Linked DNA regions of Mus musculus: region 2 is linked to region 1. The links are chromatin loops, found by intact Hi-C in ENCODE. Cell type or tissue: heart. All regions are shown on one strand. Links, peaks and the distances in the headings refer to the core of each region. The heading gives the core; the rest is flanking DNA.

The links. Peaks named below come from ENCODE experiments on the same cell type or tissue, not always from the same donor. Only the 100,000 strongest peaks of a DNase experiment are listed, where the experiment ranks them.
Region 2: it touches region 1 in a loop (6-fold over the local background); 29 of 42 quality-filtered maps call a loop at or near these places.

Annotation. Positions count from the first base shown.
Region 1 is chr11:100,623,245-100,632,891 of GRCm38, forward strand. Nkiras2 (NFKB inhibitor interacting Ras-like protein 2) reads left to right here. Exons shown (of 4, transcript NM_028024.2): 2 at 948-1,055; 3 at 1,699-1,940; 4 at 2,750-4,358. The coding sequence starts at 962. The coding sequence ends at 2,989. It overlaps Zfp385c (zinc finger protein 385C), which reads right to left. Exons shown (of 9, transcript NM_001373887.1): 5 at 9,450-9,615; 6 at 7,244-7,555; 7 at 6,647-6,843; 8 at 6,294-6,404; 9 at 4,299-5,824. The coding sequence ends at 5,588. Among named protein-coding and RNA genes, the nearest start is that of Nkiras2, 5.1 kb to the left of the region's middle. In heart, for the core only: a CTCF peak has its summit at 3,833 (motif pointing right); DNase peaks (open chromatin) are centred at 787, 3,097, 3,557 and 6,048; H3K4me3 peaks cover 281 bases; H3K27me3 peaks cover 1,077 bases.
Region 2 is chr11:100,689,472-100,699,118 of GRCm38, forward strand. Zfp385c (zinc finger protein 385C) reads right to left here and starts at 2,995. Exons shown (of 9, transcript NM_001373887.1): 1 at 2,930-2,995. It overlaps Dhx58 (DEXH (Asp-Glu-X-His) box polypeptide 58), which reads right to left. Exons shown (of 13, transcript NM_030150.2): 9 at 8,938-9,087; 10 at 8,685-8,846; 11 at 7,505-7,695; 12 at 6,644-6,740; 13 at 5,413-5,871. The coding sequence ends at 5,686. Gm38483 (a long non-coding RNA gene) reads left to right here. Exons shown (of 5, transcript XR_880214.3): 2 at 1-686; 3 at 781-1,339; 4 at 1,468-1,590; 5 at 7,555-8,058. In heart, for the core only: a CTCF peak has its summit at 1,096 (motif pointing right); a DNase peak (open chromatin) is centred at 5,670; H3K4me3 peaks cover 902 bases; H3K27me3 peaks cover 4,139 bases.

The sequences.
Region 1 (9,647 bases), core at 596-8,595:
TCTCTGCTTTCTGGGGGGAGGAGGAAGGGGCGATTACTGGCGCTCCCCGGGTGCCTGTGTCAGGAAGTTTCCCTTTAGAAGGACCTCTCTCTGCAGTCTCAAGAGAGTTTATAAATCTGAGCTTTCTCTGTGCCTGTCAGTTCAAGGGATGTAAAAGCCATCTTTCGGAAGCACTTTTCTCTTTATTCTGTTTCTTGTCAGATCTTTATTTTACCGGTGGATTCAACTGGGAATGGTTAAATGGAATTTATTGCCATCCAAATTAGTCATTCAAGAAAGCAAGTTATGCCGGGCAGTGGTGGTTGCACGCCTTTAATCCCAGTACTTAGGAGGCAGAGACAGTCAGATTTCTGAGTTCGAGGCCAGCCTGGTCTACAAAGTGAGTTCCAGGACAGCCAGGGCTATACAGAGAAACCCCGCCCCCCCCCCCCCGAAAGAAAGAAAGAAAGTTTTTCTCCATATTTGCACACTCTCCCTGAGGAAAAGATGTCAAGAAGAATCTAAAATCCCTGCTTCTTTCTTCACGGAAGTCATGGTTAAAAGGAGAAAACAGCCTGGTGTGCATATGCCTCAACTATTTCATCAGCTGGGAGCCAGCTTGGGGTACATGAGACCCTGTCTCAAAACAACCCCCTCCCCCCAAAATCAAACAAAAAGAACAGGAGTATTTGTGGAACTTCCTTCAGTATTTGGTGCCCTATCTTGTGCACAGGAACAAACCCGGCCAGCTGTTTTTGTCACCCCACTCTCTAAGCCCCTCCCTTTGTGGTGCCATTAACCCCACCCTGGCTGTGTGCCAAATCCTGGCCACTCATGGGATAAGGAGGTTAATTACAGCTCACTGCTCAGTAGTTCGGTAAACATCAGGGTGGTGCTAACTCCCTGATGCTCCCTGGCCTGCTGTTTGGATTCTGTCTTCCCTCACCACACGGCTTCTGTCCTTTTAGGTTGAAAGCTAAGCATGGGGAAGAGCTGCAAGGTGGTCGTGTGCGGCCAGGCATCTGTGGGCAAAACTTCAATCCTTGAGCAGCTTCTGTACGGGAACCATGTCGTGGGTGAGTGTTGCTGGGCCCGGGAGACTGGCAGAAGACCTTGAGTGAAGGATCTGGTCACATCCTGAATCCAAAAGCTAAAAAGGACACCAGCTGCTTTCACACCCTCCCAATTAGGGCTGGAGGCAGGGCTGACTGTCAGAGCCCTGGTCTAACATGTACTAGTCCTTGGGTTTGAACCCCACAATGGAGGGGGAAAATAAAACATTGTACCACCCAAGTTCTATGACATTGTACAAATCTAGAAGGAAGAAACCCAAAGCCAAGATAGGAAGAAGCCCATTCCCACCCCACAGCACTTGGCCAGAGGTGGATGTAGGGTGTCTGCTTCTATTACTGCCCGCCTTGTTGTTATCGTCTTTGAGAGGGCCTCACTGTACGGCCCAGGTTGGCCAGGAACTCTCACAGATCAACCTGTCTCTGCCCCTGCCTCCCCTCCTCCAAGAGCTTCAATTCAAGGTGTGTGTCTCCACACCCAGTTCTGTGTTGCCCTTTTGCTTGGTGTGATAAAGACATGACACTCGGTCTCACTCTCAAGTCTGGTCTCTCCCGAGCCCCCATATTCCTTATGCCCTGTGTCTGGTCGGCTTGTTAGGCTATCTACCTTGCTCCCATCTCCCATCTCTCTTGACTCATTTTAACCCAGGTTCTGAGATGATCGAGACCCAGGAGGACATCTATGTAGGCTCCATCGAGACAGACCGAGGGGTGCGGGAGCAGGTGCGTTTCTATGATACACGGGGTCTCCGGGATGGGGCCGAGCTGCCCAAGCACTGCTTCTCCTGCACCGATGGCTACGTCCTGGTCTACAGCACAGACAGCCGAGAGTCGTTCCAGCGCGTCGAGCTGCTCAAGAAGGAGATCGACAAGTCCAAGGACAAGAAGGAGGTACATGTCCTAGACTTCTGCTGGGAGCCCAGTGGTAGGAGAGCATGAGCGTGGGTCCTCGGTATGCTTTCGGGTGTATACTGGCTGGTTTTGTGTGTCAACTTGACACAGCTGGAGTTAGCACAGAGAAAGGCACTTAAGGTGAGGAAATGCCTCCATAAGATCCTGCTGTGGGGCATTTTCTCAATTAGTGATCAAGAGTGGAGGGCCCCTTGTGGGTGGTGCCATCCCTGGGCTAGTAGTCTTGGGTTCTATAAGAAAGCAAGCTGAGAAGCAAGCCAGTAAAGAACATCCCTCCATGGCCTCTGCATCAGCTCCTGCTTCCTGCCCTGCTTGAGTTTCAGTCCTGACTTCCTTTGATGATGAACAGCAATGTGGAAAATGCAAGCTGAATCAACCCTTTCCTCCCCAACTTGCTTCTTGGTCATGATGTTTTGTGCAGGAATAGAAACCCTGACTGAGACAGGGTGCTGGCATGATTCCCAGTTGTGCGCATTTGCCAAGAGGTAGTTTAGGAGCTAGAAGGCCGGGAAGATCATTGGAGAGGGTCTTCAACCCACACAAGAGGTAGTGGGCCACATGATAGGAGAGCTCAATCGCTGAGTCTTCTTCTTGGTTTACTAGGTTCCCTCCTAGCACATGAAGCGCGGTCTAGTTTTCCTTCTCTGGGGCTCTGTGTTCTTGCTAGTCCTCCAGAAGTCCTCTGGGAACTGCATCCTCCCCAGCTGTTGGCCAGAAACAGCTGATGGCTACACCTGGTCCTGAGCCACTGCATGCCGACAGTCCCTGTTCTCATCTGTCCTCTCCAGGTCACCATCGTGGTCCTTGGCAACAAGTGTGACCTGCAGGAGCAGCGTCGCGTAGACCCTGACGTGGCCCAGCACTGGGCCAAGTCCGAGAAGGTGAAGCTATGGGAGGTGTCGGTGGCTGACCGACGCTCCCTCCTAGAGCCTTTCATCTACCTGGCCAGCAAGATGACCCAGCCGCAGAGCAAGTCTGCCTTCCCCCTCAGCCGCAAGAACAAGGGCAGCGGCTCCTTGGATGGCTGAATAGCTGCCCTTCTTGCTTCACCATTCCAAGCCCATTCCGGGATGGGTGGCGAGCACAGGGTGCATAAGCAAGCTGTTCTTCCCAGTCGGTAGGGGAGTGACCCTCTAGGACAGGAAGCTGGGCTGGCCCAGGCCAGTGCCACCTTTGTCCTCTCTTAACTCCAAGAAGTGCAAGTGAACTTGATTGTTGGCCCTCCCTTGACCTTCCATAATAGTTCCCACCCCTCCCCCAGCTGACCATATTTTCTCCACTGTCACCTAGACACTTATGGGTTAGTGTCCCTTCCATCTGCCTGGTGCAGGAAGCAGGGCCGTCATGCCAACGCGCCCAGTCCAGGATCTGCCTCCTATCAGGGATCCCAACTCTGAATTTCCTGCCACTAACATACACACAGTACCAGCCTTAAAACAAAAGACTAGGTACTGTAAGCATACATTTGTGCGAGCTGGCTTAGGGTTGGTTCCTCATCCTCCACCCTGACCTTTCCTCTGGCCTGTTCAAGGCCTGGTAAAGTCAGGCTCCTGGGAGTGGCATTTCCTGTTTGACCTCTACCCATCTCCCAGTTGTTTCACTTCCTCTTCCTGTTCCAGGAGCAGAGGTCTTATTGGCTGAGGTAGAGTGGAGTGATGACTGGGCTGTCACATGCCCTGAGACTTAGCAAGACTCTTCTCCCCTGAGCGTCAGTCTTCTCGTATGTGAGTTGACAGAAGCTTGGATGTCACCTAGAGCCACGGGTAGCGCTGTGACTTTTCTAAAGCTGGTGGCTTGGGCCTCCTGTGTGTCTTCTGCCCCTGCTCCACCCTCTTTAAGGTGCTACACCTACCGGCCCTGGAGGCTGGACGGCCTCTCTTAACCACCAGGGGGCAGGGGTGCACTCTGCTCAGTGCTGCGAGCGAGCGGCTGTCTATTAACCTGCCCAACAGGGTAGTGTCCATCCCTCCTGGTTGGTTTTGGCTAGTAGCTGGACTTTATATTTATACTCTCTCTGTATTTATGCACCTGCTGCTCTGGTGAAGGTGGGATAAGCCGCGCCCCCAGCCCTTCTTTCTTACCTCAGATGCCTGAAGAGAACCAGGCAGCCCAGTAGCAGCTTCCCAGGAGCTGACAAGCCTTCCATCAGAGGCTTGTGCTATCAAGTGAGCTTATCACCCACAACCTGCGGTGCCCACTCCGTGCTTCTGATGTGCACACCTCACACGGGTTAAACACTATGGCCAGGCCACCTCCAATACCCTCTCCTCCTCCTAGAACAGGCGAGGGGGGGCTGGTGCCCAGGCCTGGGCAAGGAGAGTCTGGGCACCTACAGGCTCAGGCTTGAAGTTCATTTATTGATGTGTTGGACACAATAAAACCACAACTGCTATTATCAAAAAGTTTCCCGTCCCCTACCCCTTTTCTTGTCCCATTGGAAATATCTTTCAAAAAAAGGGGGATATAGGTGGATCCTGGTGAAATCCCATGTCGAATGGGGGAATGGCACTGGCTTTGGTGACATGAAAGTTGATCTTGAGGGTTTACTGGACCATGTACCAGCCCGAAACGCCACACTTGGGATGGCCAGACCCAGTGTGGAATGGAGAGTCCCTAGGCTGAGGGAGACCCAGAGCCCCTTTAGAGTTGGGGTTCAAGAGAAACCACTGAAAGGCTAAGATAAGAAGAGCTGTAGTGCCGGGTGTGGTGGTGCACGCCTTTAGTCCCAGCACTCGGGAGGCAGAGGCAGGCAGATTTCTGAGTTCGAGGCCAGCCTGGTCTACAAAGTGAGTTCCAGGACAGCCAGGGCTATTGTGTCAAAGCCAGACCAGGCAGGGTGGTGTGTGCCTTTAGTTCCGTTACTTAAGAGGCAGAGGCAGGTAGATTTTTTGAGTTTGCCAGCCTGAGCATACAGTCCCAGACCAGCCAGGATGACACAGTCAGGCCCAGCCTGAACACCACTTTTCCCTTCAAGCCCCACCCCCACGAGCAGATGGCGCGTCATCTCAACTCTGCCTCACTTTCACAGTACATTTTTTAAGAACTTTGGGGCCTCTTATCTCTATGGCCCTTTGCCATACATACCCTGTAGTCTACTTGTGGTTGTTTTGGTGTTTGAGACAGTGTCTAGCTATATGGCTCAAACTGACTTTGAACTCGTAATCCAGGCCCTAGGATTGCAGGAATGCACCACCATACCTGGCTACCCCATGGTAAATATGCCTGATAGGTTCCAGCCCACTTCAGTTTGAGATCCCTGTCTCTAGTGATTGTCCAGACCGCTCTAGAACATGGCAGGAGAGGCTGGCCCTTGGGAGCTAAAATGCTGTCAGCTCTGTGTACGTCTCTAGTTGGGGTCTGGGTATGAGAGCACCATGAGACTGGGGCTGTGGTTTTTGCATAGATCTTTGGGATTTGTTAAATCATAGATGCAGGGCAGCCTAGGGCTGGCCCAGGAAAGGAGGGTAGTGGTGGTCCTCAGAGCCAGGGGACTGGAGAACCCCAGTCTGAGTGAAGGGCAGCTACCCAGGTTGGGTGGGAACCCGGAAACTGCAAAAGGCAGTCTCTGTGGGATGTGGAGACAAGTGTCTGACTGGAAGAGATAGGATGTGGCCATTCTGAGTCCACTAATAGGGAGCAAAAAGGATGGGTCCTGCAGCAGGGCGGACAGCTCCTGCTGGAGAACGAAACAGAGCTGGGCCCAGGACAGGAGCTGGGAAGAGGGTAGCAGCTGCTGTTGCAGCAGGCCGGAGGGTCAGGGGCCCTGGCAGGGCACAGATGGCAGCAGCTGTGGTGGGCAGCGGACCAGGCAGGAAGCGGGCTGCCAGCGTCTTGGTGAGTTGCTTCTGCAAGGCCAATTTAGACTACAATAAAAACAGAAATGGAGAGGGTCTCTGATACCAGAGAAGCCCGCCCCCTCCCTGGGACACATCCAGGAGCCTTTTTGCCTCGGGGACGTGCCTTTTAGAGTTCTAAGTCTAACCTCCTCCCTCCCGCCCCCAAACAGTCATGCCAGGGGGCCTTGCTGTGCCAGCTGTCTTCCTGCCCAGCAGATGGACAGCCTCGGGACGGGCCGCACTGTGAGGGGTAGGAAGAGATGGTCTCTAGGATAAGCACACCCACCCCTGGCTTTTGCCCTTCATATTATGACCTTAGGCCCAGCCCACCCGCAGGAAATTCCTCTGGGTATGGCCCACCTCCACCCCCTAACCCTGTCCCTGCTCAGGCAGCTGCAGGACCAGCAGCCTCCCTCTTGCCACACCCCAAGCCTTTCAGCTGGCCCTGCCTCCTCCTCTCTCCCATATAGACCATGGTCCTCCTAGAGACAGGTACCTTGAGAACACTCACAGCCAGTGCTGTGTGCTTCTGCAGCTTGTTATGCTGGCTGGAGGACTTGGGGGGCTTCCCAGCCAGCCGGTCTTTGTGCCTCCGGCTGCTCATGTGCTGACAGACAGACAGACAGACAGACAGAGAATGAGATGAGGAAGCCCACAGAACCCAAACTATTCTATTGTCAGACTATCTCAGACTTCCTCTTATCCATAGTTCGTACGTTCAACACACACACAAGGGGCTCTCAGGCGTGGGACAGTCCTGGACAGCCTAGCCACATCCATCCCTCAGTGGGCATCAATGCCTCCTCCCTTGCTCTGATACCCATCCTATCCTGGTCTCCCTTCTCCTACCTGCTTGAGCTGGGTCTCTGAATTGACATGGAGCTGACAGAGGGCACAATGGAAAGGAGGGCTGGGTCCCTGCCGGCCCCCACGATTTCCTATCACTCTCTTGGTCTTGTGTCCAGTCCCTCCTCGGGACACAGGACGGCCCCGGCCCCTTCGGGGAGCCCCTTGATGACCTTCCACCATCCATCTGTGCTTAGCTCCTGGAAGGAAAGAAAACGGTCTCTCAGTACGGAAGGGAGGCCATAGCATCAAACTAGGTTAGCTTGGCTACCCCTCCGCACACACATGGCCCCCGCCAGGCACACAGACTTCTGTCTTCCCAGCATCTCTGGCTGTCTATGGCTTTCTGTGGACATCCCTTAGGGAAGATGGCCTTTTAAAATAGACAGCTGGGAAAAAGTCCCTTCCTTTTGATCCAAGGAGTATGGAGGAGGGTACTCCAGGCCCTTAGTGACCTTCAGTTCTGGTTGCTGCAGACTTCTCCTCCCAATGCCCCTCCCTTGGGACGAAGAGAAGGACCCAGAAATGTCTTTGTAGTAACAGTGGGTAGGTTCCTCTGTCACCTGGCCATGAATGACATGGCACCCGGGAAGCACTGACCTGTGTTGTGAGCCTGAAGCTGAGAGGCGGAGTTCACTGTCACTTTACAGGTAGGGCAGTAGAGGCGTCCCTTCTCGCCCCTGCCCTCCCCATTCACTCCACTTCCCACGGCCCCTTCTGCTGGCTCAGGCCCTGGTGCTTCCCTGCTGGGATCCGGGGAGCAGGGTGGGCAGGAAGAGGAGGAAGACGAAGCAGCAGCATCACAAAGTTCGGAGTGGACGGGGTCTCCGGCTGAGTGGACGGGGTCTCCGGCTGATGGGTCCGGGGTCGGCGGGAGCTGAAGTGAAGGGCCAAGAGGAGGGGATGCAGGACCTGCAAGGACATGGGACATATGGGGAGATTTGGACCTCTGAGGCGCAACACTGACATGGTGATAGAATGGGAGGCTGGAAGGCTTCCTGGTAAAGGACAGCTAGCACTCAATTCTGGGTTCACCCTGCCACCAACTCACTAGGCAAACTTGAGCCTCAGTTTCCCTGTATAAAAAATCATAAAATCGGCCTGGTGTGGTGGTGCACGCCTTTAATCCCAGCATTGGGGAGGCAGAGGCAGGCAGATTTCTGAGTTCGAGGCCAGCCTGGCCTACAAAGTGAGTTCCAGGATAGCCAGGGCTATACAGAGAAATCCTGTCTCAAAAAACCAAACCAAAAAAAAAAAAAATCATAAAATCGGACAGAATTGGTCACACTTTCAGTCTAATGTTCTAGCTCCTCAGTATTGAGTAAGTAGAAGTCACCAGAAAGATGTGCTAGAATGTTTTAGTATTATAATAGCATTAAACTGGAAATTGGTGAGATCCATCATACAGGTGAATGGTAATCTATCTTTGAGGCAGAGAACACAGCACAGGAAAGGAAAATGACCACATGTAAACTCAGAAATGATGGGTGTTAGTGGAGGTTTTAGGGGGAATGTTGTTTTTTGTCAGAGTCTAGTGTATCTCAGGCTGGCCATGAACTCACTATATAGCTGAGGATACCCTTGAACTAGATTTCTAGCCTGCCTGCCTCCACCTCGCAAATGCTGTGATCATGGGTCCGTGCCACTATTCCCAGTTCCGTGGTGGTATTAGGAATCAAACTCCGGGACTTCCCAAGTGGTCTGCAAGTACTGTACCCACTGAGGTAGACTCCCAACCCCCTGTCCTTTCTTTTCTGAGTCAGGGTCTTACAGAACCTTAGCTAGCCTTAAATTTGATGTGTATTCCAGACTGACCTGGAACTCTGAATTCTCCTTCCTCCGTCTCTAAGGAGTGTAGGGGACAGTGGTACCCATTAGCTGAGACAGGAGCTTCTCCCTCTGGCCCCCAGGTTAAAAAAAAAAAAAAACCCAAACCTACCCACATCTGAATGCAGACCTCTGACCTCTAGATTGTGGAGAAAATACACTTCTATTGTTTCAGCCACCTACTTTGTAGCCTTGTGTTCTGCCAGCCTTAGGGAACCAACACAGGGAGTAGTTGAATCCTAGCTCAGGCTAGGTGTGCTGGCAGCACGTTGCCTGATCCAGAGTCAGCCTGAGGAAGGAACAGTATAGGTGTCTGCCAATGTCTGTATATTAGGGGTCATTTTTTTTAGCAGGAAATATGGTGAAAAGCTAAAGAGATGGCTCAGCTGTTAAGAGCATGTACTGTTCTTGCAGCAGATGGGAGTGCAGTCCCCAGAACCCATAACCACTGCTACTCCAGCTCCAGGGACCTCATGACCCCTCCTGGCCTCTGTGTTCCATGAGCACCAACACATTCACACACACACACATACATTCACACACACACATACATTCACACACACACATGCACACACACATTCTCACACATTCACACACACACATTCACATTCACACACACATGCACACACACACACATTCACATACACACATTCACACACACACACACACACACACACACACACACACACACACACACACACCAAAAAATCCCAAGTTAAAAATAAAAAGCCAGGTAGTAGTGGTGCATGCCTTTAATCCCAGCACTGTCATGAGGCAGAGGCAGGTGGATGGATCTCTATAAGTTCAAGGCCAGCCTGGTCTACAGAGTGAGTTCCAGGAAAGCTGAGACTACACAGAAAAACCCTGTCTTGAAAAACCAAACAAAAGAAAAAGGAAAGAAAGATGGTTGAAGAGCCAGAGTCACTCAAGCCGCTGTCAGAAGCCAGCCTCGTTGTGTGAACTTGAAATCAAGACTGACCTTTGCTCTGAGGGGTTCCAGGGCTTCCACTGGCTGGAGGTGAGGCTGAAGACACCACTGTCCCGTTTGTGGTCGGGTTTCGAGGCCTCTGCTTGCTCTTGGCAGCTTCCACAGCCTTGAGTTTTCTGGCGTGTCTGTGGCCCTTGTAATGAGCCTCAGCCTGGTTCTGGAAGAGGGAGGGGAGGGGTCATCTTCTTC
Region 2 (9,647 bases), core at 748-8,747, 66 kb after region 1:
GAGATGTATAGGGAGGGAGTTCACCAAATGGCACTTATGGTCACAGACTTGTCTAGCCAGGTCCCCTGTCACCCAAGTGGGGTACAAAACAAAAGAACCACTAGGAGGCCACAGAAATAAGTCTCAATATCTTAAAGTTTTAATGGTATGGTGGCATGGGCCTCTGATCCCAGTTGCATGAGAAACTGAGGCAGGAGGATTGCCTCACGTTTAAGGCCAGCCTGAGTAACTTTGTCAAACTTTGGCTCCCCAAAACAAACAAAACAAAACCCTCTGGGATATGACTCAGCTACAGACCACTGGCCTAGCACAGACAAAATCCTGGGTTAAACCCCCAGTAATGAAAAAATAACAATAATATATATTTTATAAGATCTGGTTAATGAAATGTCCAATAAGGTCGCATGTATCCCAGGCTAGCCTCAAACTTTATATAACACAGGAAGAACTTACGATGCCCCTGACTCCACCTCCCAAGCTCTGGGATTATAGGCACGGTCTGCCATATACCACACTTGGTTGTGTGCGGTGCTGGCGGCCTTGGGCATGCTTGGTAAGCACTCTACCAACTGAGCTACAACCCCAGTCCCATGTTCAATAAATCATTTTCTAGCCTCCTGCCTTGACAATTATGCCTTCGTGACAACCTGGGAGAGCAGGCTGACAATCAGATTTCTCTGCTTCCGGTGAGGTGAGTTTCACAGCAGAATAACAGTGTAGAGAGATGGCTCCATTCTCCGGGTTCAGCCACCCCTGCCCTTGCTACATTCCTATGGCCAGGTCATGTCTGCACTGCAAGGACCGACCACTGGACACCGGACCTCGGCCTGCTTCCAGCCTGTAAAACAGCACACTAAGCAAGCATTCTAGCGACTGAACTGTATCTCCAGCCATGAGAGAGTGGACCTGATGCTTAGCCTGGTTGACTCTACACTTGATGGAAAGCAGCCAGAGCAGAACGCTTGAAAGTACCCAGCCTAGGGCCTGTGCCCTGCTTCCCTTGCCTAGATTTTAAGGGTACTCATGGATTGGCAGGCTTTGGTGGCCACCAGAACTAGAGCCAGGGCTTGAAGCTTTCCCTCCCTCCACTGGAGGGCAGCTCCCACAATCTTCAGGCAGGATTATTTGTCATCCTGGAAAAATCCAGCCTAGTTTGATCCCAATTTGTGGATTTCTGGAGGCGGGGAAGGCAGGGAGGTAACGCCCACAGGGAATTTTTTGTCGAGTTGGGTATCCAAGCCAGAGCTTGTTCCATCTAGGCACAGCCCCAAGTGGGCCCCTGCCGCTCCCCGGATCCTGCCTCGCCCAGCAGATGTAAGTCCGACACAGCCAGGAGAAGGTGAGGGGTTCTGGACAGCACAGAGATGGGAACCAGCAGGGGACCGGGGCTGGCAGGGGAGGAGTGAAGGGCATTTCCCTTTCTGGACAAGCTTTAAAAATTTTCCACCCCACCTCCACCCCCTGCAGATCGGCTTTGCTGTCCTACCCAGGAGGGGACACTTAGACCTGTTGAGCCATCACCAGGCGCCAGAGACCGGGCTAGATGCTCTTCTGCGAATTCTCATTAAATCCCTGCAGCTACCCTATGAGGTGGGTCCTAACCTTAACCCCATTTTCAAGTAAGGAAGCAAGGACAGAGGTCGAGGACTCAGTGCTAACCCACCCCAAGGTCTCTTGCCCTACAGCTCACTGCCTCCCAGCAAGAAGCTATCCCAGAAGCAGAAAGGATGGTAGGAAATGAGCAAGGGCCAATGAGATGGCTTCGATAAAGACGCTTGCTGCCAGGCCTGAGGATCTGAGTTCAATTCCCCAGTATCCATATACATGGTGGACCTCGAGAGTTGTCTCTAGCAAGTTGTCCTCCAACCTCCACCCACATGCCATGGCATGTAGATCTCTCTCTCTCTCTCTCTCTCTCTCTCTCTCTCTCACACACACACACACACACACACTTGAACATAACACACACACACACACACACACACACACACACACACACACTTGAACATAATACACGAGGAAGAATTTCCTGACAATGATGGTGTGTGTGGGAGGAGATCGTGGAATGCTGGATCTAGACAGTCATGAAAAACATGAAAAAAATCCCCTGCCCTAATCGTCTCTTCAGTCTGTCCAAAGGTTGGGGATGATCTCTGGAAGGTTCCTGGAGTCTTGACTGGGACTAGGTAGCACCCTCCCTCCCTCTGTTCCACACCCCGGGGGTCTTTACTTAAGTGGCTCACAAGGTCCCAAATTGCCTCTCTTTTCTGACTCAGGAATCTTGGCATCACAGCTGAGTTATCTCAGATCAGGTCTCCCAGAAAACCCTCCCTGGAGTTCTGGGAGGCAGAGTCTCATCCTAAAGCCCAAATCCCACATAAGAGGGCACAGTCATCCCAGGCCTGCCTTCATTCTCAGGGTCTGACTCTAAGACACTAGGCAGGATGGACCTGCTGATCCTGGGCCCTCTGGATTCTGGCATTTCCTCATTCCCCACCTCCTCTCGCCATCTATAGCCAAGTGCAAATGATGCAGATGACCCAGGGACACCAGAAAACCCAAGTCCCACGCTGATAGGCAACAGCTGTCACTCACTTGCTCCCAGAACAGAAACCCTTCGGTTCACTCCATTACTCCGAACTGCGAATATATTGCCCTGGGACACACAAAGGGTACTTGGGGTGACGAAGTTCACCTGCTGCCCTTCGGAACATTGTAGTGTCTGCTGCCCGTTGCTGCTTTCCGCAGCCCTTGGACTCTGGCATTATCCCGTAGAGCCAGCGGCTCCCTCCAACTTCCTTAGAGTTTTATCGCACCCGCCTACCGAGCCTAGTTGTCTCTGGGTGTCCCCTAGGTTTGAGACGGGCAGGAGACAGAAGGCTCTGCCTTGTCTTTCCGAGCTGACCTCGAGATCCTCAGAGTGTCTTACCTGCAGGAAAGAGATGCAGCCGGCGGTGGCCACCTGCTCTCGCCTGGTTTGCAGCGCAAAAGCTCTGGGCTCGCGGGCCGGGGCTGGCGGGCTGGGGGCGGGGACGAGCTGGGAGGGGCGGGGTCTCCAGTCCCACCCCAGTCCTGAAGGTGAGGAGTCGGTAAGCATTTTGAGGTTGTTGAGTATAGAGCAGAGAAACAGGGCCACTGGGAGTTCCGGTTTCTTTTCTTTTATCTCTTCCTTTCCCTTCTCTCCCCGTCTCATTTGAAATAGGGTCTTATGTAGCCCAGGACTACCTTGAGCTCTTGGTCCTCTAGCCTCCACCCTCTAAATGCTAGGATTACATACATGCATGTACCACCAATCATGCTTGCTCACGTATGTGTGGGCTCTCTCTTTCCTCCCTTCTTTTTCTTTCTTTCTCCCTTCCTTCCTTCCTTTTGTCATCATCATTGTCATGTTTCTCCTCCCCCACTGCCTCTTCCTCCTCATTTGTTTTTCCCAAGGCTAGGAAGGCTGCACTCAGGCCACATTTGAATTCAACTAGCACCAGTTTTTCTTCAGCTTCCTAAGTGCCAGGAGCACTGGCAACGAACCTACACTTGACTCTCGGAGGGTTAGAAAACCTGAGTCCTCCTGACCTTATACAATTCTATCTGACAGCCTGGTCCAGATGTTCACAAGCCTGGCTCCGCCAGAAGACCCCCCACCCCCCAGCCCAAAGCAGCAACAAGAACAGATTTGCCTGAGTCTCCCTCCCCTCAGTCTGAGGGTCTCACAAAATTGAAGATGGGTGGAGACACCCTTACCCCACCCCCTCCCTAACTCCTGCCTAAAGGTCAGCAATATAAAGACCCAGTGATTAGAGAGACATTAGGCATCCATCTTTTTCCTCTCTCCTGGCAACACAGGGCCCTCCTCCAAACCCCAAACCCCCCTGGCAGGTCCCTCAGCTGTCACTGTTTAGCACTGGAATGACAGGCGTCCAGACTCCGTGAGTCCAGCCACATTCAAGGCCACTGAGCTTAGCACTCTGCCCCCGCCCCCTCCTCCATCAGTCGCTAATTTTATTGACCTGTAAAAGGCACGTTCCTGGCTGGTGGTTGGGGGGGGATGACTCCTGAAGGGACCAAGGACACTCTGAGAAAGAGTTACCCTAGTTAAGATGGCTGCCCAAAAGAGTGGCTGTGAATTTTTAGCTTTAGCCAGAAAAGACTGGGAGAAGAGAGAATCAATTCTTTTCTATGCACTTTGAGGCAGGGCAAGAATGAAGCAGAAGAGATACAGGTTGGATAACAGGAAGAACTGTCATCCTTCTGTGGAATCTGCCCTAACCCTTCCATCCCTCCCCCCCCCCAAAGGTGGCTTGTGCCTGCTGGGCCTCTTACTACAGAAATAGCCCTTTCCCTGAAGAATCAACCTAGATCTTGCCTCTATTAAAATCAGAACAAAAAAAAATTAGGCCTCTCTGATTCTCCCTGCTCCATGCCTACCTGACTCCAGCCCTCCAATACTGGCTCTCGGATGCTTTTTCTCAAGTGAGAAGGGGGGACAAGGGGGGGGGTTGAAGAGTTAGAACCTGTCACAGGGTGGCAAGGAGACAAGGACTTTACATTCTTAAAGAGCCTCAAATTGAAGCTTTTTAGATCTAGGAATGAAACCCAGAGCCGCTTCTGTGATGGGTGTGTTCTCGGCCTGTGAACCCTGTCTTGGGCACCTCAGATTTATCCTGCTGGTGATCTACATGAGAACTTGGCAGACACAGAAGACATTTTTCCTTTCATTTCTTTTTTCTTTCTTTTTTCTTCCTTCCTTCCTTTCTTTTCTTTTTTCTTTCTTTCTTTTTTTTTTTTTTTTTTTTGAGACAACCCCAGGCGGACCTCAAACATACAATGTAGCCAAGGATGGCTTTAAACTTATCTTAGCTACAGTTATTATTCATTGTGTGTGCATGTGTGTGCCGGAGTGTGTGTGTGTGTTTGTGTGTGTGTGTGTGTGTGTGTGTGTGTGTGCTGGAGTATTTATGACTGCACTAGGATGCATGGGAGGAGGTCAGAGAAACAAGTTGGTGGCCCTCACCTTCCCCCAAGTTGGTCCTGGGGGATTGAACTCAGTCAGTCAGGCCTGTAGGCAATACTTTACCCAGTGAACGATCTCATCAGAGCATCCTCCTGTCTCTACCCCTCCAGTGTTTAGAATCCAGGTAGGCACTCGCCATGCTGGCTTTATGCAGTTCTGGACATCAAACCCTGGGCTTTGTACACTGTAGGCTGAGCTCTGACAACTCAGCTAGTCCAAAGGGTAATATTTTAACATTAAAATTTACTCAAGCAGGTAAGTGTGCAAAGAGGGGTAGAAGATAGGCCTTACAGTGGAAACAAAGACATCTGCGAGGGTGCGTTCATCTCTTGACTAGGAGGAGGCATGGCACACTAATGAAGCTTATTTTCCATCAATTACACTTCAAAATAAAAACCGTTACATATTCTCTACTACACCTTTAATTTATGAAGAGCCTCAAAAACAAAAACAAAACCTACAAGGTGCTTGGGCAAGGGAGGGATGTTGTAGTTCTTAGAACATCATGGCATAATAATTCTCCTGCGTTCATCTTCCAACTCCATCCAATGTGTTTAAGATCTCTGCAGCAGAATAAAGGGGTACCCTGACCAGAGTGCTAGCCAGGGGAAGGAGGATGGCTTGCTGGACTCTCCTGCCCCCTGCAGTTTGACCTAGGTACTGCAGTCACAAGGGGGTCAGTCCAGGGAGAGCTCAGACAGGCTTTGTGTGCAGTCCTGCAGGATATCGAAGACTGGTATGGAGAAAGGCACCCGGGACCACTTTTTGGCCTGGATCTTCCCTCGAGGTGTTTCCAGTAGTATGCTTCCGATTTTGAGCACTGGCAAGGTCACTGATTTGTAGATCATCTGGAAGCCCCAGACCTGATGGTGGAACAGATGGAAGCACGTGGCTTTCTATCCTTAAACTGGACTTCTGTGATGACCAGCCCCATATCTACCACCAGAGGCCATCATGCAGGAGGCTCCCTAAGACAGGACTATAATGAAATTTTTGGTTTCTTTAAAAACACAGATTCATGAGAGTGTTTTAATTTTAATCCCAGGTGTGTAATATGGGGCGGCCTTGGATTGTCCACAGCAAATGACAGTGATTTGCTTGGTGCTCTAGCAAGGGTGTGGTTTTGACGTCTGGAAGTCTGGGGACCCTTCAGAGGGTGTATAAATGCTAGAGCAAAGATAGAAGAGGCTAGTTGGTGGTTGGATGATGTTGGTTGCATTGGGTACAAAGAGATGAAAAGAAGAAATTAGATATCCTGACAGTGAAGATCATACTGGCCCCAAGGAACTCGATGCCCCAAATCATCAGGAAGTTGTCTACCGATAATATCGCCCCCTTCCCCCTCTATCCTTTTTTTCTCTCCTACCTAGGGTTAGGGGCTTGAAAGGGTGAATAAAGAAGTGAAGAAGGGTGGAAGAAAAAGGAACATGCAAAATAGTAAAAGGTCAAGCTACAGGGGACTACAGGACAGACGGCGGGTCTCTCAGACAGAAGGACAGAGGGTCTCCCAGAGCAGGCGTGGTTCCCACCTGGGGTGACGACTGGAAGGTGCAGCTAGGCCTCCTTTCCCAAACCAAGGGCCTCTGGAGTCCAGGGCTGAGGGCTCTTTGCCTTGGGCTATAGCCTTTTACTTACCTCCCCACAGTTACTGCACCTGATGGTTCCTCCAGGTCTCCAGTCCTTAAAGACCTTGTTAATGACCACAGGGTTCTGGGAGGTGGTATAGTAGACCCTAGAAAGAATGGAGTAGACAGAGCCCTTCTGGAGCCCCTGAACCCCAGATTCCATGTCCTGTAACTGGCTGAGTCCCTCCCAAGACATCTGACCTTTCTGCCTGTCAAGATAGAGAATTTCCCAGAATCAGGAACTCTAGTCCCCAGGAGGATTGGCCTGCCCTGTCCACACCCTATTCCTGCATCCAGAGAACATCCTTGGATCCCGAGCCCCATCCCTGCCATCATTCCTCTCAGGGTAATTATGCTCTCTCACTTCTGCCTAGACTCATTTCCCGTGTTTAAACCCCATCACCCTCCTTCTCCTACCTAGGTGACATATAACTTATGTTCCAAATATTGAAAAAGATACTGCAGCTGGGTGGTGGTGGCGGCGCACGCCTTTAATCCCAGCACTTGGGAGGCAGAGGCAGGCGGATTTCTGAGTTTGAGGCCAGCCTGGTCTACAGAGTGAGTTCCAGGATAGCCAGGGCTATACAGAGAAACCCTGTCTCCAAAAACCAAAAAAAAAAAAAAAAAAAAAAAAAAAAATTCTCCCTAGCCTACTGAGTGACATAGACAGGCTACCTCACCCGACAGTTAAACTTTTCTTGATATCCTGAGAGTGGGTAGGGTCAAGGACTCAGGTCATGGCTAAATTCTTTGTATCCTAAATTCTAGTTCTCTTTGTTGGGGATAAAACCTGCTTGCTAAAACACTTTTTAGCTTGCCACACCCGGTAAAAAGCCCTTCTGCATCCTGCAAGCCCTCCCATGGCTCTCACGAGAAGTTGGGGTTCACATTGACGTGGTGGGTGCCCTCCACTTTCCGCAGGTCACTCCCGTAGCCCACGGCCACCATACAGTTGATGCAGAGAAGTTGCACGTGCTCCGGTAGGAACTGCCCCTGCTGGATCTCCCGATGGGCCGCGCGTGCTGCCCGCTTAACTAGAGATGCTTGCTGCAAGTCCCGGATCTGGAGAAGAGGGCGGGGGACAGGACTTGGACATGGACACCAAGAGACCCAACCTCAGGAAAGTTCTCAGAGTTCCCAAAGACCCCAGATCATTTGTACCCGGACCCAGAAGGGACTTCTTGTTTGAGACAGGGTCTCTCACTGAACCTGAAGCTCCCTGACTCAGATAAGCTGGCTGGCCAGCAAGCCCAGAAATCCTCCTGTCTGTCTTCCCAGAGTTAACACATTGCTGTACCCAGACTTTTACTGGACTGGGAATTCAGGTCCTTGTGCTTGTGTTACCCTTGACTGACTGAGTCATCTCCCCGTTCCTGTTAATGTTGTGTTGTATTCATCCTTTAAAAAATGTCATGCATAGCTTTTTTTGCTTGTTTGTTTTTATCTTTTTTGTTTGTTTGTTTTTCGAGACAGGATTTCTCTGTGTAGCCCTGGCTGTCCTGGAACTCACTTTGTAGCCCAGGCTGGCCTTGAACTCAGAAATCCACCTGCCTCTGCCTCCCAAGCGCTGGGATTAAAAGCGTGCGCTACCACTGCCCGGCTGTTTGTCTGTTTGTTTGTTTAAATCTATCATGGGATGGCATTATGCTAAAACAACAGCACTAAAGAAAATGGCTTGGATGCTGCTTCTGAGATTAGGACATTATCTGTCCGGATCTTACCTACCACCTGTGTTTTTGTTTCCTTCTATTTCCAGAAAGGCTCTCACAAATATATAAAGTATCTGTTTCCCGTCCCCCAGCCCTTTCCCCCAGCACCCTCACATAATTCAGGCTGGCCTCCAACCAAGGATAAGGGCACACCTGGGACAAGGCCTATTTTCTAAGGTCATGCAGAGGACAGGCATCGCCTTCTCTGGCAACAGTTACCATGGCCTTGATCTTTCTCTGCCTGGTATAAAAGTTCCCTAAGTGATCCTGGAGGGGACCCAGGAGTGTGTGGATGCAGTCAGAGCCTCAGGCTCTCAGAGGCTGCTGCAGGCTGCCGCTGACCTTGGCCTTGAACTCATCAGGGTCCATCTTCTGTACAGCAGCCACAGCCTTCTCCATCAGCACCTCCAGAGCCTCATTGGTTAGCTCCCGCTTCATCTCCCGACTGCCCTCTGTAGCCAGGAAGGAGTACACACTCTGACCAGCTCGAGCACGACCCCGGGCCTGGGAAAAATGACAAAGGTGAGGGAGATGTGGGCTGGGATCCATATGGGATCCTTCCAGGGCTGCAGTGGGTAGCAGGGCTTAAGTGTACCTGGACCATGGAGATCTCATTGGTCAGGAGCCCATAGCGCACCACCACATTGCACTGAGCGATATCCAGCCCCTCCTCTGCCACACTTGTGGCCACTAGAAGGCTCAGGATACCATCCCTGAACTCCTGGATCACTTCCTGCTGGTCTTTCTGTTGGAGGGTTCAGGGAGAAAGAAAAGGTTTACGGGAACCCAGAGTCCCAGTCTGTCCCAAGGTTATCCCCAAGATTATGCTGGCCTTTCCTAGTGACCCGTAATCCCTAGGACACTTTTTTCTCCCTCCCTCCCTTATAAAAGACAGATTCTTCAAATATCCTAAGCTGGCCTTGAACTTGCTGTTGTAGACAAGAACCACCTTGACCCTCTGGGTCTATTGCCTCCATCTGTCATCTGAGTGCTGGGATTACAACACACTACCACACCTGGCTTATGGCTCTGTGCTTGTGAGGCAAGCATCCTACCAGACCCCTTCCCTAGTGACCTCTAAAAGTCCCTGCCTAACCCCTATCCCCCATAAAGGATCCCATATCCCTGATCCTCTGCCCTGAGAAGCCATACCACCTACTCATTTTTTTTTTCTACAGGCCCTTGGGTCCCTGCTACTCCATCCCCTGGGACTTTAGGCAGGGGGAAACTTAAGCGAAAGAGGGTGGTGGTGGGGAGTGTCTCTGTTTAATCCCAGCTCTCTGGTCTCTTGTCTAGGAAGATTCA